Regions from separate parts of the Mus musculus genome. Here regions 1 and 2 are each linked to region 3. Evidence: chromatin loops called from intact Hi-C (ENCODE). Cell type or tissue: left cerebral cortex. All regions are shown on one strand. Region 1 holds the start of Med29 (mediator complex subunit 29). Region 2 holds the start of Plekhg2 (pleckstrin homology domain containing, family G (with RhoGef domain) member 2). Region 3 holds the start of Pak4 (p21 (RAC1) activated kinase 4).

The links. Hi-C counts contacts between places; a loop is a spot of excess contacts. Peaks named below come from ENCODE experiments on the same cell type or tissue, not always from the same donor. Only the 100,000 strongest peaks of a DNase experiment are listed, where the experiment ranks them.
Region 1: a loop joins it to region 3, with 2.9 times the contacts of the local background. A loop is called at or near these places in 2 of 42 quality-filtered maps.
Region 2: it touches region 3 in a loop (2.9-fold over the local background); 6 of 42 quality-filtered maps call a loop at or near these places.

What each region holds. Positions count from the first base shown.
Region 1 is chr7:28,390,062-28,398,061 of GRCm38, reverse strand. Med29 (mediator complex subunit 29) reads left to right here and starts at 5,372. Exons shown (of 4, transcript NM_026042.3): 1 at 5,372-5,611; 2 at 6,914-6,972; 3 at 7,166-7,250. The coding sequence starts at 5,399. Paf1 (Paf1, RNA polymerase II complex component) reads right to left here and starts at 5,066. Exons shown (of 14, transcript NM_019458.3): 1 at 4,808-5,066; 2 at 4,364-4,393; 3 at 2,927-3,019; 4 at 2,523-2,644; 5 at 2,367-2,433; 6 at 2,190-2,291; 7 at 2,005-2,110; 8 at 1,860-1,928; 9 at 1,675-1,778; 10 at 1,336-1,452; 11 at 1,113-1,241. The coding sequence starts at 4,854. In left cerebral cortex, a CTCF peak has its summit at 3,997 (motif pointing left); a DNase peak (open chromatin) is centred at 5,225; H3K4me3 peaks cover 2,343 bases; H3K27ac peaks cover 1,066 bases.
Region 2 is chr7:28,369,023-28,377,022 of GRCm38, reverse strand. Plekhg2 (pleckstrin homology domain containing, family G (with RhoGef domain) member 2) reads left to right here and starts at 4,361. Exons shown (of 19, transcript NM_138752.2): 1 at 4,361-5,163; 2 at 5,778-5,908; 3 at 6,526-6,785; 4 at 6,862-6,962. The coding sequence starts at 5,800. It overlaps Zfp36 (zinc finger protein 36), which reads left to right. Exons shown (of 2, transcript NM_011756.4): 2 at 1-239. n-TIaat16 (a tRNA gene) reads right to left here and starts at 4,024; the gene lies at 3,930-4,024. In left cerebral cortex, CTCF peaks have their summits at 1,196, 3,616 (motif pointing left) and 4,610 (motif pointing left); DNase peaks (open chromatin) are centred at 1,306, 3,653, 4,136, 4,579 and 1 more place; H3K4me3 peaks cover 4,138 bases; H3K27ac peaks cover 3,689 bases.
Region 3 is chr7:28,598,130-28,606,129 of GRCm38, reverse strand. Pak4 (p21 (RAC1) activated kinase 4) reads left to right here and starts at 7,946. Exons shown (of 10, transcript NM_027470.3): 1 at 7,946-8,000. In left cerebral cortex, CTCF peaks have their summits at 2,164 (motif pointing left), 4,179 (motif pointing right), 4,892 (motif pointing right) and 7,801; DNase peaks (open chromatin) are centred at 4,216, 4,895 and 7,868; H3K4me3 peaks cover 471 bases; H3K27ac peaks cover 560 bases.

The DNA of each region.
Region 1 (8,000 bases), 210 kb after region 3:
TGGATTTTAAATAGAAGAGCAGTGGACTTGCAGCTGTATTGTAGTACTCACTAAAGGTGATGCCACTGCCTGTTTTCACATCTCCAGCCAGACAACAGGATCAGAGCCATATTGAACCACTGGCACTAGGACAAGTTAGCTTTCAGCCCTCAGAGAAAGGTTCTGAGGTCACACAACAAGGGCACACTTTTGAAGTTGTGTCAAGTATTTAAAACCTGCTGAAGGGTATAGGAGATGGTTCTGTTGGTAAAGTGTCATGGTGGAACAGGAAAGAATAACTCTTGCCCCAAGTTATCCTCTAACATCCAAGTGCATGCCAGGTCATGCATATGACTATATACATATGCATACATGCACACAAAATAAAAGCAACAAAGGAAAACTGATTGCAACCTCTGGCTCCAGTATGTGCACGCATGAACATAAACATGTCACATACAAAAAGCTTATTAAAACTGTTGAGACGGGCTGGTAAGATGGCTCAGTGGGTAAGAGCACCCGACTGCTCTTCCGAAGGTCCAGAGTTCAAATCCCAGCAACCACATGGTGGCTCACAACCATCCGCAACAAGATCTGACTCCCTCTTCTGGAGTGTCTGAGGACAGCTACAGTGTACTTACATATATTAATAAAATAAATCTTTTAAAAAAAAAAAAAAACTGTTGAGACTAGGAATGTATCATACAGGAGGGCACTTGCCTATCATGTGTGAGAAAAATGACTAGATTTATATCCTGCATTATGTGAAAATTTTCTTTCTGGTTTATGGCATTAAGACCACAGCCAGGTCCAGCCTACATTTATAAGCAGGCTCCTGCTGCTCTCTTTTTTTTTTTTTTTTTTTTTTTTTAGATTTATTTATTTATTTATTATATGTAAGTACGCTGTAGCTGTCCTAGCATGGTCTTTAAAGGGGGGAGAGGGGGGCGTGGTAGTGCATACCTTTAATCCCAGCACTTGGGAGGCAGAGGCAGGCGGATCTCTGAGTTCGAAGCCAGCCTGGTCTACAAAGTGAGTTCCAGGACAGCCAGGGCTACACAAAGAAACCCTGTCTCAAAAAAAAGGGGGGGGGGGACCACAAAGGGCCAAAGTCATGAAACAGTGCCGAGTACCTGGTCTCCAGCTCATTGTAGTAAACTCCGTCACCCTCTCTGAAGATGAAGAAATAGTTCTCCTCATAGCCCTTACTGGCCTTGTTCTTCACATTCCAGTTGTATTCCCGAGCAATCTTATAGTCATACCTGGGAAGAAGATACACAGCCCATTGATTCATGAGGAGGAGACATACTTCTGAATTCTAAAACCTGACCCTGACCCTAACCCTAACCCACTTACACATCATCTGGTGCATAGTCCATCTCTTCCTCTTGGTCCCGCTTTCGTTTCTTTAGTGTTTCTTCCACAGGCAGAAAATAAGCCACAAACTGGTTCCCTTCCTCATCCATCATGCCCCTGGTTTGGGGGAGAAGAGGGTACAAAGGTCAAAAGCAAAGAAGTAACAAAGCTAGGTGTGGTGACACATGCCTATACATTCAACATTCCAGAGATTGAGGCAGGAGGAATGCAAGGAGCCTAGAGGTCAGCCAGGACAACAGGATCATAACCCATCTCAAAAATACTCAAACATGGGAGAGGCAGCAAGGAGCACACAAGGTAGAAAGCAAGACCACAGACCTGATCATGGCCTGAGACATCATCTCTAATGCAGCTGCACCACTTGTGTCCTTGGGGGCTGGGTCTGAGTCAAAAATGACCTGAGCACATGGGTTTATCCACATCTGGGAAATAGAAAGATACTAAAGTTAGTAAGGACTGGACAGGCACAAGTAGCAACCCCCGCCTCTTTCCCTGAGTCTGACCTTAAAATCTGGGAAGACAGGCATGACCTCCACTGGTGTCACTCGGGGCTTGCTGTAATGCTGGGAGATCTGATAGAACAAAAAGGGTGAGAAAGAGGAAGACCCTGAGCCACACTCTTGCCTCTATTCTATTCCCCCCAATTACCGATTTCTGGGCATCTTCAAAAGTCTTTTCAATGGCTGTGATTTGGCTGTCCCTGTCTTTGTATATTTCTTCCTCTGTGAACTGCTGTTTCACAGAAACCCCAATCCTAGCAGTGAAGAAAATGTCATTAAGGGCCTCTGGACATTGCTAAAGTCTTGCCCCCTTCCCACCTGTTTGTTACTTACTTGACTTCAGGCTTCTCATTGGAGATGCCATATCTGTTGAACTCAGTGGAGATATACTCTGTCTTACGCATCCACGGTACCACCTTTGCATGCTGCTGGGATCTGAAGAGGAAAACCAGGCACCTCAGGGTCCCATGCTTGACAAAGTCCACCCAGTACCTGTGGGACCCACCTCACCTCTTAGAGCTGGTGGGAGCCTGAATCTCCTCTTCTAGAAGCTTCTCATCAGCCGGATCCAGAAGAACTAGGGGGTAAGGGGCAGGAGGACCATGAGGGATACCCAGGCCTGGCCTTTGCTGGCCTGGAACAGACCCTCCCTGTCTCCCCACACACCATTGGGATCAATGCGGTAGGTGTCAGGGTTGATGAGATCAATGGTGACCCCCAGATCTGGCTCAGTCAGGAGGTCATGTTTGTGCTGTTTCTCCAAGGAGGTTGCTTTGTACTGAACAAACCTAGAAGGGAAAACATGACTGTTACAGTTTTATGATCCACCCTCACGCCCCAACATGCTCCCTTCCTAGAAGCTAAGCTTCTATGGAGAGGAACTCTGAATGCAAGCGTCCAGCATTGGCAACTTCTGAGTAAGAAGGGTATTGCATACTGCTTTCTCTATTAGTAGTTACTGAGCACCTCCTATGTGCCAGTCCGAGGAAGGTTGAGGCAATGAAATAAGCAGTCCTTGCCATCAATGAACTATTTTTTAGTAGTTTTTCCATTCTTGAATTCAGTCCTACCTGTTCTGGTCGAAGGGGTAGGTGATGAACTTGGGGTCAAATGGGATGTCAGGAAGGCTATTGCAGTACTTGACTCGGCAGACTACTCCAGACCTAAGAAAACAGAGGCCCAGAACTAGGTCTTGCAGACCTATAGAAATAACTTCAGCAGTTAAGAGGGAGTATTTATTCTGCAGAGGACCCAAGTTTGGTTCCTAGCACCCACATCAGGCTGCTGACAACCACCTGTAACAAGGGGAACCTGACACCTGTGACCTCTGTAGGCAGCTACACAAACATGTACATACTTACACATCTAATTAAAAATATAAATGGCTTAAGTTGGTGGCACAGGCCTTTAATCCCTGCACTTGGGAGACAGGCAAATCACTTGAGAGTTTAAGCTAGTGATGGTTTACATAGTGAGTTCCAGACCAGTCAGTGATACAAAGTGAAACTCTTGTCTCAAAAGAATTAATAGTACCCACACTTTAATACCAGCCTTGGGGAGGCAGAGGCAGTGGATCTCTGAGTTTGAAGCCAGTCTGCTCTACAGAGTGAGCGAGTGAGTTCCAGGACAGCCAGAGCTACACAGAGAAACTCGGTCTTGAAAAAAGAAAGAGTAGTAGTAACAATTTTAAAAAACAGGCTCGAAGAGCTGGTGAGATGGCTCAGCGGTTAAGAGCACTGACTGCTCTTCTGAAGGTCCTGAGTTCAAATCCCAACAACCACCTGGTGGCTCACAACCACCCGTAATGAGATCTGACGCCCTTTTCTGTTGTGTCTGAAGACAGCTACAGTGTACTTATATATAATAATAAATAAATCTTTAAAAAAAAAAAAAGCGCACTGATTGCGGCTTCCAAAGGTCCTGAGTTCAAATCCCAGCAACCACATCGTTGCTCACAACCATCCATAACAAGATGTGACCCCCTCTTCTGGGGTGTCTGAAAACAGCTACAGTGTACTCACATATAATAAATCTTTAAAAAACAAACGGGCTGGAGAGATGGCTCAGCAGTTAAGGTCCTGAGTTCAAATCCCAGCAACCACATGGTGGCTCACAACCATCTGCAATGAAATCTGATGCCCTCTTCTGGGGTGTCTGAAGACTGCTACAGTGTACTTACATACAAACAAACCCTGCCTCAAGCTGACAAGATACCTCAGCAGGTGAAAGTGCCTGCTGTCCAGCCTAAGGAAATGTCTTTAGACTGCCACTCAGAGCTAAGGTGTGTACAATTTAAACACACACACACACACACACACACACACACACACACAACCCTAGGCCTGTGCTGCTGGGCACATAAGGCTGCAATCCCGGCACCCATGAGACTGGGGCACAAAGACCAGTCTGGGCCACTTTATGAGATTCTCCAAAGCACAAAAAAGGCCCCCTAACCGCCTCCCCTGTTCGTGTTCCACCCCTCCTGGAAAACGGAGCTGGGAGCTTACCTCTCAGGCAAGGTCCGGTGGGAATTGGGCCTGGTTTCGGGGAGAAGAGAGAGAGAGAGAGAGAGAGAGAGAGAGAGAGATGTCAAGAGTTGGCCATGTGAGTGGAAAGGCCGGCCCCCGAATTTCTGAAGGAGTGATGGTGATGATGGTGATAAAGCATGAAGCCAGATGCTCAATCCCCTGAGGAGAGCAATCCAGAAGCTTCACTGAAGGAGACTGAGGTCTGACTCCCTCCCGCAAGGTGCAATTCCGAAATTGAATAGCAGGGGACCAGGAAGCGACCGCAGAGCCCAGGGGGGACCGCCCCTTCATCGGGGGTGAGCGCTGCGCGACCTCGGGGGCCGACCTGAGGGAATCAGTGATGTCGCAAGCAGCCCCCCTCGGCCTAGTCCCCAGCTTGCAGCTCACAAAACAAAATGAAGCGGCAGGTGACAGGAGACCTACCTGTGGCCATCTTCCCTCTGGGCCTGGGTCTGGATGGTGGGCGCCATCGCGACCAGGCGACGGCGGCGCGGTAGGCGTCCTCGCTGGCCGCAGGCGGACGCTGAGTGGCGTACCGACTTTGAGAGACGCCGGATCCAAGGACAGGCTCCCGTAGACGCCGGGCTCCGCGGGGAAAGGGGATGAAGTGGGCCGACGAGAAGGGCTCGGGTGTGACTGAAGTAAGAGCACAGACAGCGTCGGACACAGACTTGCAGCTCCCGCTCCGACTGCTACCAAGACGCAGAAGACTAGACAGGTCGCTCCTGGCCGCAAGGCCTTCAGGGAAATAGAGTTTGGTCAGTCCTTCACAGTGATTGGCGAGCTGTGGGTGAAGGGGCGGAGCCGTGGGGGAACTCCTCTTATGATTGGCGAAAAGATATTCCACTCATGGCCTCGGATTTGGGAGGGCGGAGAAAAATGCATATCCTCTTCTCCCATTGGCTAATCTGTCGGTAAGGCATGGCTAACTAGGAGGTCAGCCAACTGAAAAAGCTGAGGAGCTACCGGAGCAGACGCATTTATGACGCATTTCCGGCGTTCTAGCGGAGGAAAATGGCTGCGCCCCAGCCACAGGCTGCAGCGGTTTCCTCTGCGTCTGGTGTGTCAGGCCCGGGTTCTGCCGGGGGTCCGGGTCCCCAGCAACAGCCACAACCGACCCAGTTGGTGGGTTCTGCCCAGAGCGGGCTCCTGCAGCAGCAGCAGCAGGACTTCGATCCTGTGCAGCGCTACAAGATGCTCATCCCGCAACTGAAGGAGAGTCTCCAGGTGATGGGCCCTGCGCGGGGAGCAAGAGGGGCTGGCTGGCGGGCGGGCGGGCTCCGGGGACGAGCGCCGAGGGGCTGTTTGTTGAAGGAGAGATCGTAGGTCGGGAAGAGAAGACAGACTAGCTGTGTTGTGTTTGTGTCTAACCAAAGTGAAGCTCCGGTCAGCTGTAGTGGTGGCGCGTTCTTAATCCCCGTGCTGGGACAGCAGAGGGGGACGGATCTGAGCTCGAGGCCAGTCTGGTCTATAGAGTTCCAGGCCGACCAGGGTCTACATAGTGAAACCCTGTGGAGAGAAAGGAGATGAGGATGAATGACAATTTTTGTTTGTTTGTTTTTTTTTGTTTTTCGAGACAGGGTTTCTTTGTATAGCCCTGGCTGTCCTGGAACTCACTCTGTAGACCAGGCTGGCCTCGAACTCAGAAATCCGCCTGCCTGTGCCTCCCAAGTGCTGAGATTAAAGGCGTGCGCTACCATGCCCAGCATGAATGACAATTTTAACTGTGTATGGTAGTGCAAGCCTTTAATTCCTGCCTTCTGGAGGCAAAGGAAGGTAAATCTTTTGAGTTCCAAGACAGCCTTGGCTACACAGAGAAACCCTGTCCCAAAAAACTAGATGGAAGTGGGGGAGGCAGGAGGAGAAGAGTAAAAAGAGAAACCGTTCTGGTTAAGTTCCGTGCAGAAGTACGGCCTAAGTGTCATTTCAGTCCATGATGACTAGATAAAGGGTATGTCCAGGAAGCTATTAGTGGTAATTCCAAACGAGAGCAGGTTACTGAAAAATTACAGGGAGATTGGGGGCTAGAGAGTTGCCTCAGCAGTTAAGAGCACTAACTGCTTTTCCTAGTGGTCCTGAGTTCAAATCTCAGCAACCACATGGTGGCTCATAACCATCTGTAATGAGATCTGATGCCCTCTTCTGGTGTGTCTGAAGACAGCTACAGTGTACTCTTATAAGAATAAAGTCCTTTAGAAAGGCCGGGCGCGGTGGTACACGCCTTTAATCCCAGCACCTGGGAGGCAGAGGCAGGCGGATTTCTGAGTTTGAGGTGAGTTCCAGGACAGTCAGGGCTACCCAGAAAAACCCTGCCTCAAAAAACAAACAAACAAAAAAAGGAACGAAGGAGGGAGGGATGGAGGCGGGGGAAGACTGCTATGGGGGTGGTAGTGAGCTTTAGTCTCTAGCATCAGGATGGAGGTGTAAGCGGAAAAGGCCTGTGACTCTCAACACAGAGTTATCCTGTTTGTGCACATTCATCTCCTGTATCTTACTTCTCTCTCTCTCTCTGTGTCCTTTTAAAACTAGACTTTGATGAAGGTTGCAGCCCAGAATCTGATTCAGAACACTAACATTGACAATGGACAGTAAGTGGACTTCTGTCTTCTCTGCCTCAACCATAGAAACCCCTCCCCTGCTGCCCCACCCCCTCCTTTTTAAGCCCTACCTGGATTCCCCTGGGCCTGGCTTTAGGATTTGGGTGGTCACTTGATTATCTACATACAGATGTTTCAACTTGGAAGTCACTTCCCTCCTCACACTGTTTCTCTCTGGCCGTAGGAAGAGCAGTGACGCACCCTTGCAGCGCTTTGACAAGTGTTTGGAGGAGTTTTACGCACTCTGTGATCAGCTGGAACTCTGCTTGGTGAGGAGCTCCCTAGAGCCATTGTGACTAAGCTCTGCTTAGTTCACCATAAGAACAGTTTGAGATAGTATCACTTAGTAGCCAGGTTCTCCCAGCACTAGGTCTATAGACCAAGCAGGCCTGGTTGTACTAAGATCACAGACATGCACCCCCATGCCCAGCTTCAGCCAGCGGTCACTTCCTCTGTGCTAGACATGCGCTTCAGTTGAAGCTGGGGGCGAAATCTATCCTGATTGTCACCCTCACAGAGCTGCTAGTTCAGTGGAATGACAAATACAAGACCAAAGATGGACAGCTCAGAGTGGTCAAGGCTGTGATGACACAGCCTGGATCAGAGTGGTCAAGCTCTGTGGGGTGAGGAAGCCCAGGGGCATGTGAGAGAGTGACTCACAGAAGGTTGCTGGTGGAACATGGAATTCCACCTGACAATCTGGCCAGAAGGGCAACAAGGACAGGGCCTGAGAGGAGGGTATGGGGACCTATGCTTCCTTACTAGGGACTGATATGAGTTTAAGGCTTCAGCTCTTGGGGGTAGGGCAAAACTGAGGAGACCTGAATGAGCAGACCGAGAAGCAGACGTGATAAAGCCTAGGCCAGGACTGTGAGAGATGTGGGCAGTAACACCTAGGCTGTAGTGTGATTGGAAAGGTTTTATTCCTAACACCCACATTAAAAAGGTGGGCATGGCCGGGTGGTGGTGGTGCACACCTTTAATCCCAGCACTTGGGAGGCAGAGGCAGGCCGATTTTG
Region 2 (8,000 bases), 230 kb after region 3:
CCATTGCCAAATCCCTTCTCCCCCAACCAGTGGGCCCTTTATTTATGACGACTTTATTTATTGTATTAAGATTTTATAGTATTTATATATATTGGGTCGTCTACTCCGTTTTTCTTTTTGTAATGTTAAAACTGATACTGTATTAAGTATATGCTATAATATATTAATATATTGCTACCGTACAAGTCTATTTTTTGGGGGGGGTTGGAATTTTTAAATAAAATCTTGAGTGTGAACTGAGATGAAATTTGTCTTTTTCGCGGCTCACAGCCTTGTGATGGTGGGTAAACTGACCTCCAGACCTTTCCGTGAGCAGTGCTGCCTGGGGGCGCTTACCTGGCAGGAAGTGACGTTACCAGCCCGGGTGTTCACCTGAGGAGGCGTGGCGAGATGAGGTCACCCAGTAGGAACAAGGAGAGCTAGTTCTGGCGTAAGGGGTGCTCTGGTCCTGTCCCTCCGGCTCTTGACCCAGCTCGGGCAGGAACGGGATGTTTCCGTCCCCACAGGGCCAAGGAAGGAGGGCGGGGTGGGGCGGGGCGGCGAGGACGGAATGTGCGGGAAGGCGAGCCCAGGCGGCCAGGGTCAGGGGTCACCCAAAGCCGGGGGCCCTAGGGGACTCTGAACCCTGCGCAGACAGCTTGGGCGGACTTGATAGAGGACTTTTTTTAGTTTAACTTTTTTTTTAAATAAAGTCGACCCTAGCTCAAACTTATCTGAACTCTCAGCAACCTCCTGCTGGGATAACAAGCTCAGATCACCATGCCTGACTTGTAAATGTGTAGTGTTAGTCAAGAATCGGGTCTCTTCCACAAAGTGGGTCCCGGGATCTAACTAGGTCTTATGCCTTCGTGGCAAGCGCATTTACTTGCTGAGCCCTCTCACCCTTTATGGACTTTTTGTTTGTTTGTAGGGGAGGGCAGGGAAAAAGGGAAGACTGGGTATCCTTATGAACCCCGAGCAACTCCTGGCAATCCTCCAGCCTCAACCCTATGAATGTTTAGGATTATAGATATGAACCCTCCCGGTTTGGGACAGAGGCTTTAAAGACGTGTGAGAATTCTAGGCTCCATTTGGAATCTCCGGCCCCCCGCACCAGGCAACTTGGGAGTCTCCAGACACTTTAAGAGTCTTGGCCAGAATTCGAGCATCTGCAGACCCCGATCGGGCATTTCCGGAACTTCGTCTGGTTCGGCTCGCGGGGCGCAGGAGTAGGGCAGCCTCGTCGTCCGACCATACAAGGAAAAAGGACGCGACGGCAGCCAGCCTAGGCTGGGCGGGCCGCGCCCGGAAGCTGCCCGCGTCAGGGCCCGCGCCCCGCCCCTCTTCGTTTTCCTCCGCTTCTTCCCCTCCTCGCAGCCTCCTCCCTCTCCGCCCTCCTCTTTTCTTTCTTCTTCTCCCCATCTCCTCCCACCCACTGCTGTAGCTCCTCCCCGTTTCCCCTCTGTCTCTTAGCCCCTGAGACTTTTGTTCCGCTTGTTTTTGAAATGAGCTCCCACTGTAGCCCTCCCTGCTAGACCCTTTGCTTCCCTCCTAACTGTATACTCTTAACCTCACTCTTCCTCTCACCCTGCCTCTCTTTCACTCCATTCTGCTGACCTTTGATCTCCTCTCCCAGGAAACTGCCTCCCTTGTGAGACCGAGCTCGGGCCCTGGTATGTAGAACAGGGGTGGGTGAGGGAAACAAACTCAAAATTCCCCGAGGCACCCGGAAGGTAGAGGTAAGAAGCAAGCACTGGACATTGAGAGGAAGAAACGGAGGGACACTAGAAAACAGAAGCACACAGCTACTACCCTGGCACTGGTGCCTTTTAAAAAGTCTCTCGGGGGCTGGAGAGATGGCTCAGTGGTTAAGAGCACTGACTGCTCTTCCAGAGGTCCCGAGTTCAATTCCCAGTAACCACATGGTGGCTCACAACCACAGCAATGGGAATCTGATGTGTCTGAGGACAGTGACAGTATACTCATAAACAAAATAAAGAAAAAAAAGAATAATTAAAAAAAAAGTCTCTCGTTAGCCGGTCGTGGTGGCGCGCTTGGGAGGCAGAGGCAAGCAAATTTCTGAGTTCCAGGCCAGACTGAGTTCCAGGACTGCCAAGGCTACACAGAGAAACCCTGTCTCGAAAACTTAAAAAAAAAAAAAAAAGTCTCATGTTCCACGTGCACACACACACACACACACACACACACCACACACACACACACACTCACTCACTCACTCACTCACCATGGGCTGGGGGTGTAGCTAAGTACAGAGTGCCTGCTCAGCGTCTGCAAAACCCTGGTCTAGCCCGGCAGTAGTGACCTTTAATCCCAGCACTTGGGAGGCAGAGGCAGGCAGATTTCTGAGTTCGAGGCCAGCCTGGTCTATAGAGTGAGTTCCAGGACAGCCAGGGCTCAGGGCTATACAGAGAAACCCTGTCTCAAAAAACCAAGAACAAACAAACAAACAAAAAACCCACCACCAACAACAAAAAAATCCTGGTCTAAGTATATAACCTCTCCAGGTCCTGGACAGATGGCTGAGAGATTAAGAGAATGGGCTTGCTTCTCTTGCAAAGAACCCACATGACAGGTGACAACTCCAATTTCACAGGATCCAGAGTCCTCTCCTGGCCTCCTTGGACACTAGGAATGCTGTGACACCAGCCCCTTAGACCTGCTCCGGAGACACAGCCAAGACTACAGCTCACTCCAGCCTCCAGGGCCCTCTCATCGAAAGCCCACCTTACTAGTATCCAGTTCTAAAAGGACCTGTGTAGTAAGTTGCTCCCGGAAGCTTGTTAGAACACCAGAGGCAAATCACAAAGGTCAAAATCCTCACCACAGCCAACAGCCTGCATCTCCACACCCCCACCTCTTCTCACCTGCTCCACGAACACACCCATCTTCAGCCTTAGAGTGTTATCTGGAACATCTCTCTGGTGTTCCCATGGCTCCTTCCCCTCCTCCAGGTGTCTGTCTGTTCAAAGATCTCCCCTGGGGCCGGAGAGATGGATCAGCAGTTAAGAACACTGGCGGCTCTGACAGAGCACCTGGTTTGATTCCCTGCACCATAACCCTCTGAAACTGCAGTTCCAGGGGATCTGCCGCCCTCCTCCAGTCTCTTTGGACACCAAGCATGAACATGGTACACAGACACACTTGCAGGCCAAACACCCATACACATAAAATAAAAACAGTCCATCCATGACAGCTATGATAATCTGCATCCCACCCTACTTATCCATACTTATCAGTAGCTAATCTAACGATACAGTTACACTCCCAGATGGTGAGGGAGCCAGGAGTTTAGGCCAGTCTGGGTAACATAGGGAAAGTCAAATTTTAAAAAAAAGTACTTAATTCGTAGACTTTCAGTACTCAGTCTCCTTAGTAAAAAGTCAAGTCCTCAGAGACAGAGGATACAGTTCCTAGTGAGTGGTCAGTAAAAAAAAAAAAAAAAAAAAAAAAAATCTGTTCAGAAACCTGTAGAAGACAAATATCCATAAAGAGTGTGTTGTAAGCATCCATCCATCCCTGGGATCTGAGATTTGGATTTTATCTGACGCCCAGGCCATCTAATAAGAGACGTTATTGCCCTCTGGCGACCAGAATAGAAACTGCAACTTTGGGACTGTTCCACAGACCATTGCAAAAAATTCACAAAGAAATGTTCATTCTTCAAAAATTCTGTAGTTTCCGGGTACAGTGACGCACGTCTTTAATACCAGTACTAGGGAGGCAGAGGCAGAGGCAGAGGCAGTGGCAGGCGCTCTCTGTGAGTTCGAGGCCAGCCCGGTCTACATAATGACTTCCAGACCAGCCAGAGAGTTACATGGTGAGACCCTGTCTCAAACAAGCCAAAACATTTGATTGAAATTATAAAATGTGAAGACTTCTAAACTGATGAGAGAACACCAGAAAAGAGGTAGATGAGTTAAAAAAAGAAGTGCTCCAGGTGAGGATCGAACTCACAACCTCGGCATCGCTTACGCCTAGCACTGACATATAAGTACCGCGCGCTAACCGATTGCGCCACTGGAGCTCCGGCCGCACCCTCGCGCCACAAAGTCCTTCAGTCAGTTGTAGTCGCAGGACTTTGTTGAACGGCTCGGCCCAACATTGCATATGCAAATATAAAGCCCGCCGATCGACCAATAAGAACAAGAGTGTGAGACTATTCCAGATTCTCACGCCTCCTGGGCCCTTGCTGTAAAAGGTAAAAAGTCCTCCCGGCTCTAGGCTCTTGGAATGTGGGCGGTGACTCGCCGTTGGAACCGCTTGCTTGCAATTATTCAGAGTAGGGGGCGGGGATTTTAAAAGCCTTTACGGGAGGGCGTGCCGGAAGGCGGCCCCTCCCCCCAGCAGGCGGGAACAGGATGTGAGCCGCGGCGGCGGCAAAGGGGAGGAGAAGCCTTGGGCGGCCGCCCCCCGCCCCACATCTGGGACCCGACTCTCCCCGCCCCAGATGCGGCGTTGCCGCTGCCCCCAGAGCCCCAGGACACTCATCCCGGAGCCCGAGGCGTTCATAGTCTTGGGCCCAGGCGTCCGGGAACTCTGTCCCGCGTTTTAAGAGACCCGCAAGTCCCGGCTCCCGCAGAGGGGCCGGGACCTCTGATGTCCAGCGCCCCCTCCTGGAGGAGCCCGGGGCTCGGGAAGTCAGCCCCGAGGCTGGAGGCCCGTCCCGTACCCGGCTTCGAAGACCGTAGGATCTGTGGCCGTGCATCCTTCCCACGGGGTCCCAACTCTGAGTCCAAGACCCCCTCCTGGAGCCACTTGGGGACAGGACCTCGCGCCTCGACTTAGGGCTGCAGCATCCATCACCTCCAGGAGACCGAGGAGTTAGCCAGTCCTTGCGGTCCCTCCCGGAGGTGACTTCACTCCTGCCCCTCGGGTTCTGGAAACTCTGGAATCCCGGTGCTCCCGACAACACACAGCCCTACCTAGAAGACTGAGGAGTTTGGGTCCCCAGCGCCCTGGTCTGAGACTCGAGTAGAGGGTTGCAGCATCTTCTATTTAGAACACCGAGACTTCGGACTCCGGATCCCAACTCTCCCCGGATTCTGGAGTCCGAGAACCCCAAGTTCACGACCTTAAGTCTGGGTTGTGAGCCTCCCCAGGGATCGCGCGTTACGGTCCAGACGCGCGGGACTCCCGACCCCAAGGCCCGTGGCTCCCCGGGAGGTGAGGGGAGCGAGGGGCCCGGGGCTGGGGGAGGGGGCGGCGCCGAAGCGGAACAATGAGGGGGCGTGCCGGCGGGGGGTAGCGGAGGCGCCGGCTGGAGTTGGGGGCTGCAACTGCACAGGGGAGAATCCAACGGTGGGGACCGCGGTTGGGGCGCCGAGGGACCGACTGGAGCTGGGTGGAGGACTCGGGGCCAGCGCCCCAGTACGCCGTCTTGGGCGGGGTAAGGAACAGTCTGTAGGACCCTGGCATCCGGTCCCCCAGCCTCCGCCCTCCCCTGGGACCCCGCGGCCTCTCCCGCCCACGGTTTTTCCCAGCCCTGCCCCTCGCCCTCAGCTTCAGCCTGAGCCTGAGAGTTCCCAGGATCCCTGAGCCTTGGGAGGGGGGCCCCCAGACAGATGGGACTTGCAGACTCAGGCACTTTTGCTGTCTTCGTTCTTTGTCTCAACCTTTTTCCATCTTTGGCTTGTATTCTCAGCCCCTTCTTCCTGTCACTTTGTATCTTCTTGGGGCCCCTCCTTGAGTTTAGATCAGCTTCCAGCACCCTATCTGTGAGTAGGAGCGGCCGAGAGACCGGTGAAGTCTAGTTCCCAAGAAGTGGGTCTCTTCTGTAGGTCGGAGTTGTGCCACTCAATCATGCCCGAGGGAGCCCGGGGATTGAGCCTGCCCAAACCCAGCCTTAGGCTCGGGTGTGGCCACCAAGGTGAAGTTTGCGACTGCGCAGCAGTGAGTGACACTCCAACAGGTGAGCAGCCCAGACAGGTGGAGCCTGTGGGCATTTGTCCCTTCCTTCAGGACAATGAGCATCCCTCTATAGCTGGCCTAGTGCTGAGCATGGCCAACATAGCCCAGCCCTGTCACCACGGAGGAGACTGCTAAGCTGAGAATTCAGGAGAAAGGAGTTGGACTCAAAGAAGAATTCTGCATGCAGGGAGCAGTATGTGCAGAGGCTCACAGCTGCACCTTTAAGTAACTGGACAAAGTTGAGTGTGAAGAGGTGGGGGGCTGTTGAGAGCTGAGTGGTGGAAAGGGAACTGGGTGAAGGGTTCTACCATGGCTGCATTAGATGGGGCCCCGTGCGTGTGAGGAATTTGGACTTGAACATAAAGGGCCTGTGCTTATGTGAGTGACAAGGTCAGTTGGGCAGATTCACAACGATAGGTGTGGTTGATGGAAGATGTGAATAAAAGCACTGGAGGTTTAGGTCCCAGAGAGGAAGGAGCATTGATAGGTACTGAATCAGACTGGAGAAGTAGAGGAGTGGAGCAGAGACCTGTGGGGACTGTCACCTGAGTGTGGGTGACCATGGGGACCGTAAGACCGTGTGTCTGGGAAGCCCTGACCACTTGCTCCCTACCTCAGCAGCGCAGGCAGCCACCACCATGGCTTCTCCAAGGGGTTCTGGCAGCTCCACTTCGTTGAGCACTGTGGGCTCCGAGGGGGACCCATCTCCAGCCTGCTCAGCCTCCAGGCCAGAGCCCCTACCGGAGCCCCCCATACGCCTGCACCTGTTGCCTGTGGGAATCCAGGGTTCGGTGAAACCCTCCAGGCTGGAACGAGTGGCCAGGGAGATTGTGGAGACAGAGCGGGCGTATGTTCGCGACCTTCGCAGCATCGTGGAGGTGAGGTGGGCAGGTACCTGAAGACAGTGGGGACCCAAGCCAGGCCCTCGGCTTCTGTAACCAGTCATCCCCACAGGACTACCTAGGCCCTCTGATGGATGGCAGGGCCCTGGGGCTGAACATGGAGCAGGTGGGCACACTGTTTGCCAACATCGAGGACATCTATGAGTTTAGCAGGTGAGGGACAGGAAGGGGACCACAAGGGGACTGGCTGCTGTGGCAGGGGAGGGGCTGTGGCCTAACACTAGCCTGAGTGCCTCTTAGTCAGTGGCCTTGTGTGGGCTGGCATGGGAAGTGTGGTGACATGATGGGGACAGTGAGGACCTAGCGTGGGAAGAAGTATAGAACCATACAGATGCCATGTTGGGCTCTCAGACCTCCAGTCTGAATGTCCAGTCCCAAATTACTACTGCACTTCTGTGAGCCTAGGACACCCTGAGCTCTGGACAAACCTAGTTGGTTGTTTGCCCTAGTGAAGAAGACACTGGGGCCCAAGTGTAGCATCTCAGAATCCCAAGAGAAGCTCTTTTAGGGGGAATGGAGCTGTCAAGACATGGTCTTTCTGTGTAGCCCTGGCTGCCCTAGAACTCACTCTGTGCACCAGGCTGGCCTCAGACTCAAGAGATCTGCCTGCCTCTGCTTTCTGTTATGCTGGGATTAAAGGTGTGCGCCACCAACCACCCAGTAAAAGAGAAGCTTTTTAAATTTGTCTTATTATTTGAGACAAACAGAGCCTCTCCTAACAAGGCTTGGAGTTTGCTCGGTGGATGAAGATACAGAGCTCATTATCCTGCCCTCACTTCTCCAGTGCTGGAATTACGGGCATGTACGACCACACCTAGGGTCTCCTGGTGTGGTTCAAGCTGGCCTCAAAATTGAGATCCTCCTGCCTCAGCGTCCAGAGCTATGTCTTCAGCTCTTCTCTGTTGTTGTTGTTGTTGTTGCTGTTGCTGCTGCTGCTGCTGCTGCTGCTGCTGCTGCTGCTTTAAGACCAGAATCTCACTAAGTAGCCCACAGTGATCTTGAACTCTCTGTCCCCCTTCCTTGCCTCCCAAATAGCTGAGATCACAGGATAGTGCCACCACTCCCTGGCTTACAACACATTCTAAGCTGCCTAAGTTAGTTGGGCATTACCAACACCCCCTTTCCCAGGGCTGTGGTGTCACTCCCTAGGTCACGACATGCCAGCCATGCCAGGGTTATCAGGCTGAATAG
Region 3 (8,000 bases):
GGCGAAGTCATGTTGTGGAGGGCCAGCTCAAGGCTGTGGAGCCACAGAACTGCTGAGGTACCACAGGATGCCTCTGTGTAAGCTGTGGACCTGCCTGGCAGGGAAAGCCCACAGAGGGCAAAGGCCTGCAGGCAGGCAGCGCAAGGGGGCCGAGCCCAGCTTGCCACTTCCTGGGTGATGACTGCAGGCCATGGTCCTCTGTGAACCTCTGTTTCTTCATCTGTATGTAGAGGAGGAGCCTGTGGGAGGCAGCCTTGAATGGCATTAGAAGCTTATCGCTAACCTGTATTTTCTCTTCTCCTCCCCTCCCCTCCCATCTTGCTTTCCTTCCTTCCTTTCAACTCCATATCTGATTTCTTTTTCTATACCCAATCACTGACAAACACTCCAATTTCCTTTTTTTTTTTTTTTTGTCATGACAAGTGACATATCATCTCTTCCCTTCCCCACAGTCTAGCCTTGATCTAGTGATCTTCTTCCCCCAGCCTCTCCTGAGATGGAATTATAGGCATGAGCCATTATTCCTGGCTGCCCCTTTTTTATTTATTTTTATTTTATGTGTATGAATGTTTTTCTTATATGTATATCTGTGCGCTATGAGCATGCCTGGTGCCCATGGAGGCTAATTTCTTATCAGGGTATCAGATTCCTCCCTGAGACCAGAGTTACAGATAGTTATGAGCCACCCTGTGGGTGCTGGGAACCGAACCTGGGTCCTCTGCAAGAGCGGTCAGTGCTCTTAACTGTTGAGCCATCTTTCCAGCCTGCTAGCTGCCTTTTTATTTATTTTTATTTTTTATTATTTCAGTTTGCTGATACAAGGTCTGTGTATCTCAAGGTAACCTCAATCAAGTGCTGGCGTGTAGGGCCGTGCACCACACCACCATACCCCTCTCAGGACACATACATACTCACCATGTAGACGTATGTTTATCTGTTCTATGACAACTTTACAATTGGAACTCCAGGAACCACAGGGATTTCTTGGATTCTGTTGCTTCCCCAGCCCAGGCCACTGGTCCATAGTTAGGTGCCCAGTGCATACTGCTGGGTATCTGAAGAAGGGAACCAGAAGGGACACTTCCATGTTTAGCTCAGCCTGTCATTCCAGAGCCTCACACAGAACAGCGGGGCCTCTTCTCCAGGTGACTCTCAGAAAGGCCAACCACGGGAGCCACAGCCTGGTGAGAGGGAAACCCACACCCAGGAGGCCATGCTGCCATATCTGGTCCATGTGCCCTGCATGGAAGATCCTGAGGTTTAGGAAGGAATCGCTGAGCACGGAAATGTTATCATGGGTCTCAGGAGAGTTTGTGACCTGTTTTTTCCTGCTCGCTGAAACGAACATGGCCGCGTTACCATCTCTATTGTGCTTTCTTTTCATTTTTAAAAATAAGCTTTAACTTGGGAACTGGTTCTCGAAGAAAACTGGAAAGATAAAAGAGTTCCCACAGGACCCTCACGCCTGGCTTTCTTTTATGATTAAAATCTTATATGATAGTACATTTGTTTGTGGTTTTGTTGTTTGGTGGTTTGGGAGCCTCTTTGAAAAGTTTTGCTTTTTTTCTTCTGTGTATGAGTGTTTGGCCTGCGTGTGTGTCTGTGTACTACATACAAGCAGATCCCCTGGAACGTGAGCTATAGACAGTCGAAAAGTGCCGCTTGAGTGCTGGGACTTGAACCTAGGTCCTCTGGAGCCGCAGCCAGTGCTCGTAACCACTAAGCCAACTCTCCAGTGCTGGGTTATTGTTTGGTTTTTCTTTATCTCTGTGAAGAACGTGGTGGGGATTTTTATGGGGGTTGCATTGATTCTGAAGATTACTTTTTGTAATATATCCATTTTCCCAGCAGCAATGGTGCCAATCTGTGAACACGGAAGTCCCTGCAGCTCCTCACCCCTCCCTCATTTTCCTCCTTTAGTGTCTTTAAAGGTTTCTTTGTAAATAATTTTCACAGATTTACTCCTGTTTTGTTTGTTTGTTTTTCTGGAGGCCATTGTGAATAGGATTGTTTGCCTGATTTCTTTGTCGAAATGTTCATTATTAGGGCTGGAAAGATGGAACAGAGGACCTGAGTTCAATTCCCAGAACTCACATGGTGGCTTACTACCTCCTGTAACTCAAGTTTTGGGGCTTACATTGCCCTCTGCTGGCCTCCAGGGACTCCTGCACATACACGCATACACTTTTTTTAAAAAAAAGATTTATTTATTATTGTATCTAAGTACATTGTAGCTGTCTTCAGACACTCCAGAAGAGGGCATCAGATTTCATTAAGGATGGTTGTGAGCCACCATGTGGTTGCTGGGATTTGAACTCAGGACCTCTGGAAGAGCAGTCAGTGCTCTTAACTGCTGCACCATCTCTTCAGCCCATGCATACAGTTATTAGACTGTTCACCTTTAAAGCAGGGCAGCTAATTGTGTCTAGTTCCATCTCCACAGTAATATTAAGACGGATTAGTAAACAATGAGAGATATGGCTATGAATGTGTCTCTGTGTGTAAGTACTGTGAACCACTGAGCCTGCTCTCCAGCACCCGCCCTCTCCCCCTCTCTGTCCCTCTTCCCCGTGCCCTCGCGCCTTTATATTTTCTTTGTTTTTATGTTTACCTGTGTAAGTGAGTGCCAACTGTGTGAGCAAGTGCCAGAGGAGGTCAAAACAGGGCATCAGATTCCCAGGAGCAGGAGTTAACTGCAAGCAGCTAGACATAGGTGCTGGGAACCCAACTGGAGTCCTCTACAAGAACAATGTACGCTCATCTCTCCAGCCCCACGCAGGCCACTCCTACCCAGAAGCAACATTTGTATCTCTTCCCTTGGAAAGCATCAAGCTGCAGCTGACAAACCACCCTCCGTTATATCAGCCACAGTTCCCTTCCTCCCTTGGACCTCCTTCCCTGCAAGGCTGTGGCATAATGAGGTGAGGGGCACGAGCCCACCTGTACTCCACACCCCAACAGTTGATCTGATAACCAACGTGGCACCTAAGTGACCAATTTGAGCAACTGGTGTGGATGGGTACACTGGGTGGAGGGATGATCCCCATCGGATCGATTAGTGAATATAAGCAGAAAAAATGAAGCAGGGTGTGCTGACTCATGACTCCACTCATGAAGACAGAGGCAGGGGGATCATTGTGTTCTAGGCTGAGACTAGAGGGAGATTCCTGGTTTTGTTTCTCATGTAGCTCAGGCTGGCCATGAATTCGTGATATAGTTGGGGGTGGACTTGAACTTCTGATCCCTGTGCCTCCACTTTTTGGATGCTGGGATTACACAGAGGTGGCCCCGTGCCCTTGCTTGTGAGAGAATATTTCTATCGCTCAGATTCCCCTGCAGCAACCCCACTCCCATCAGCCTCTAGCATCAACTAATCTAATGTGGTCATTATCGATTAGATTTGCCTTTCCTACGATACTAGGAATGGAGCTATGCAGTACCGACCTTTAGAAAATGGCTTCTTTCAACCAGCCCAGTCTATTTGCTCCACAGGTCAGTCAGAGTACCAGCCCCTTCCTCACTGAGGGATTCTAGGTAGGGGCTACACCACTGAGCCATGCCCCCAACTCCTCACTGGGGATTCTAGGCAGGGGCTTTACCACTGGGCCACACACCCAGACCCTCACTGGGGGATTCTTCTTGGGGGCTCTACCCATCCCTAGTCCCCTCCCTGACAGACTCCAGGCAAACACCCTCCAGGTAAATTGCATCTTCATCTCTACATGTTCTTTTTATGGCCACGTGGGATTATTTGACAGCACAGAACTTTCTAGTCCTCATCATTTTATTTTATGTTTTTAAATTTTATTTATGTTATTTTTCCGGTGGTCGGGAGGGGACCAGAAGTGATTAGAAGTCTAGACATTTGAAATCAGAATGCCTGTGTGATTTGGGGATTATGTACGTTTTCTGTGCCTTAATTTTCACGCCTTTTGAATGGGAATATCAATAGTGCATATGGATTTTTGTGAGGACTTCAGTGATAACAGCCCTCCAAATCTTAGCTGAAATAACTTTGTCTTTCAAGCCACCATTTAGCAGTTCTTCATGACAGACTGCAGTAAGACAAGCCAACCTTCCCAGGCTCAAACAGCTTCTGCCGACACCAACAGCACCCTTTCTTAAGGGCCAAGAAATAAACACAAATTTTTCCTAGAGTCTGGTTGTTACCCAGGCCCTGAAGTTTGCTGTTCTAACACTAGGTGGCGGTCTAAGCCCTGATTTGTACCATTTGGGGAGTAAATGAACGGGGTGGGGGGGAGGTGTTCTTGGGAGGGGGTGCAGTCATTTGTAGCTCTCCACAGCCCCATAAATAACCCCTAATAAACGTGCGTGAGTCATTCCATTGGTTGTTGGCATGCACCATCCCTGCGTGGAGACAGATGTTAATTTTACATCTTCCTGGGAGAACCCTACTGCAAATTCTAAGGGAGTGTATGTTACATGGCCTGCCGCATTGCATACTCTGTCAATGTTGGCATTATCATTATTCAATGTGATTGGCTCACAGCGAGTGCTCAGTGTATATATTTATTGAGCCAGTGTGAGCATAGGTTTTGAAGTCAGACCTCGGTTTAAAATCTATTAAGGGGGCTGGGGAGATAGCTCAGCGTGTAAAGGCGCTTGCTCAATGGCCTGAATTCAATCCTGGGAATCACACAGAAGAAACAGAGAACATTTTCTTTGTCCCCCTCACTCTGGTACACAGTCATACACAGGCAAAACAAGCAAATATAAAGAAAGAGGAAAAACAACAAGAGTGTTTAAACACCGGTGAGAATACTTCGAATGCAGGCCAAAGTGTGAACAACAAGAGTGTTTAAACACCGGTGAGAATACAGGCCAAAGTGATGAATCCCTTGTATGATCTTGCGATGTGTGTCCCCGACCATAGGGAGGCAGCAGAGGGCAGCCGGTGAATGAACGAGCACCTAGAATTCTCCCAACTTTGGTCTCTAGGGTGAACTAGAAACCAATAATTCCACTTTAGCATAAAATTCCAGGTTCGTAAAAATGTTCAGAATAGCTGGGCATGGCGGGGCACGCATTTAATCCCAGCACTCGGGAGTCAGAGGCAGGTGGATTTCTAAGTTTGAGGCCTATCTGGTCTACAGAGCAAGTTCAAGAACAGCCAGGGCCACACAGAGAAACCTTGTCTTGGAAAAAAAAGAACCTAGGGAGAAAAGAAAGACAGGGGGGTGGGGAGGGGGAGAGGAGGGGGAGAGGAAGAGGGAGAGAGAAAGGGAGAGAGAGTATAGAGCACCCACTGCCTCTTGTAGCATCGTTGCTACAAGTGGTTTGTATCTCTAGGGAGGCAATGGCGGTCACCCCTGTCTTCCCAACACGAGGGATGTGGGAGCAGACAGATCATCAGCTGGAGGTCATCCTTGGCTACATCCTGAGTTCCAGGCATGAGCCTGGGCTGCATGAGACTTTGTCTAAAACAAAACCAAATACAAGCAAACAGTTCTTCAGGAGCTGAGAGTGTGCCTCACTTATTCAGAACCAGTCAAGATTCTCTTACAGTCCTGGGCTCAATCCCCAGCTCCCGACCCCACACTCAGAGTTTAGAAGATAAGGTGAACTCGCTCACATTTCCTCTAGCCCATCACTCGTGTATTCAAAGGAAACAATTATGTAGCTGCTTGGGCTTGTTTTTTTTATTTTTGTGGATGATGGTTTCTAAAAGCAAACTGTGTACCACAGCACAGGAGCTCAATGAGGAAAGTGTGGCTGAGCAAATTAGAGTCAATTAGTAGGATGGCTTCTTAGGCAGCCCCAAGATTAATCTTCTTGAAGAATATTTATTGACATCAAGAGTCACTGATGATGTATATAGTCTTAGTTTTAAAAGGTATTTTTCTGGGGCTGGAGAAATGGCTCCGTCCGTAAGAGCACTTGTTGCTTTTTCAGAGGCCCTCTTCTAGCCTCTGAGAACACACACACGCAGAGGGGTACACACACACACACACACACACACACACACACACAGAGGGATGGGGAATATTTCTTTAAACCTACTTATTTTTCTGGGGTGGGGAATAATTATTTATTTTATTTTTTATTCTTTGGTTTTTCGAGACAGGGTTTCTCTGTATAGCCCTGGCTGTCCTAGAACTCACTCTGTAGACCAGGCTGGCCTCGAACTCAGAAATCCGCCTGCCTCTGCCTCCTGAGTGCTGGGATTAAAGGCGTGCACCACCACTGCCCAGCGGGAATAATTTTTAAATTTATTTACTCTTCTTTCATACATTACTTCTCAACTGCAGTGTCCCATCCCTCCACTCCTTCCAGTTCTCCCCATAAATCGTTTTTTTAAGATATATATTTCAGACCATTCTTCCAGGCATGGTAAGGAGACACGTGCCTGTAATCCCAGTGCTAAAAGACTCTCTTAGTGCATCGGAGGCCTTGAGTTCAAGTGGACATAAGCTGAAGGGAGAGATAGGGATGATGGGGAGAAAAGAAGGCAAGCAGAGACCTGAACCGCAGCCCTTCATTCATTCTTGGTTTGCACATGTTAACAGAATGCCTGCGGTGTGCCTGGCAGTGTGCAGGTGAAGCACACAGGCAAGCATCATTTAAGTGAATCTTTGGAGGGTGGAATTACCTTTTAGTCAGCCACCCCTTTTATAAATATGTACTGAGCATTTACATACCAATAATATCAAGGCTCTGGCTACGAGCAAAAAGCATAGTTCAAGGTCAGCCTGGGCTACGTCCTGAGACCCTGTCTCACGAAACCAAAACCAGCCAGCCAAACACAAAACCACAGGCGGCAAAGGAAAGGAAGCTTTGCCAGAAGCTGGCAAAGGATTTAATAGCACAAGGTAGGACATTTTGCCCCTTAGAGAACATAATGTTTGAGGAAAAACCCAAAGGAACCCTGGGAGTCAGGAGGATGCTTAAAGAAGAGAATCTTCCAGACAGAAGAAAAAGCCCGTGAAAAGAACCAGAGAAAGCCTGTTTGGGAAAACCTGTAGCCTCAGTCTCCCAAGGGGCTCAGCTGGGGAAAGCATTTGCCTAGAATTCTCTAGGGCCGGGGACTTCCCTAGTACTACTGCTTGCCTGTCCTGTATAAAAGCCCTAAGTTCAGTGTCTGATACCCAAATAAACAAATAAAACCCTCAAAATCCTTGATGAGAAAGCATTTTTAAATTTTTCAGTAAGACCTAATGAACCCATAGGTGGAAGGGTGTATTAGTTTATGGGCTTTGTTTCCGCTGTGTTTTCCATTTTGATTAATTTAAAAACACTTAATTACACTTATCCCTCTATTTTATGTCTATGGCTCTCTTGTGGAGGCTACAGATCAACTCCTGGGAATCAGTTCTACCGTGTGGGTCCAGGAGATCAAACTTCAGGCTCGGCAACAAGCGCCTTCTATCCACTGATGCATCTCACACACTCGTGATTGACTGACTTAAAAAAAAAAAAACTTATTTAAAAGATTAAGATCAAATAGTGTCAGATTTCCAGATTCGGACAGAGCTTCATTCAAAACTTGCTTTCAGTAGTCATAAACCAACTAGCATCCTATTAGCTTGTTTACCTGTAAAATGGGTGTTACAACAACAGGGTTGTGTTAACAGTTTACAGCAGAACTAGTCGCGTGCTAACAAAGGCATAATAAGTGCTTAAGAACTGTTTCTGGCCTTTATGTTCTCGTATTCCACTTTACTTTTTTGGGAGCCCGTGGGACTCTGCCACGCGAAAGTCGTTATTTCCCCTTTAAGAGGCGGAGTGGGCGGGGAGTCAACGATCCCGCACCTTTTCAAAACTTCCCAATCTCTGCTCTTCATTCTCCACCTAGCGGTCTCCGATTGGGCCACTCGCACCAATCAGTGGTTTTAGGGAACCCTGCCCGGCTCGCTGCCCCGCCTCCGAGTAGGCCCCGCCCATCACCCGGTCAGCTCCGTTGCCATGGGGACTAGTGGGCGGCGAGGAGTAGGGGAGGCCCCGGATGTTCATTGGGGATTCAACATGGCGGCGGCAGTAGC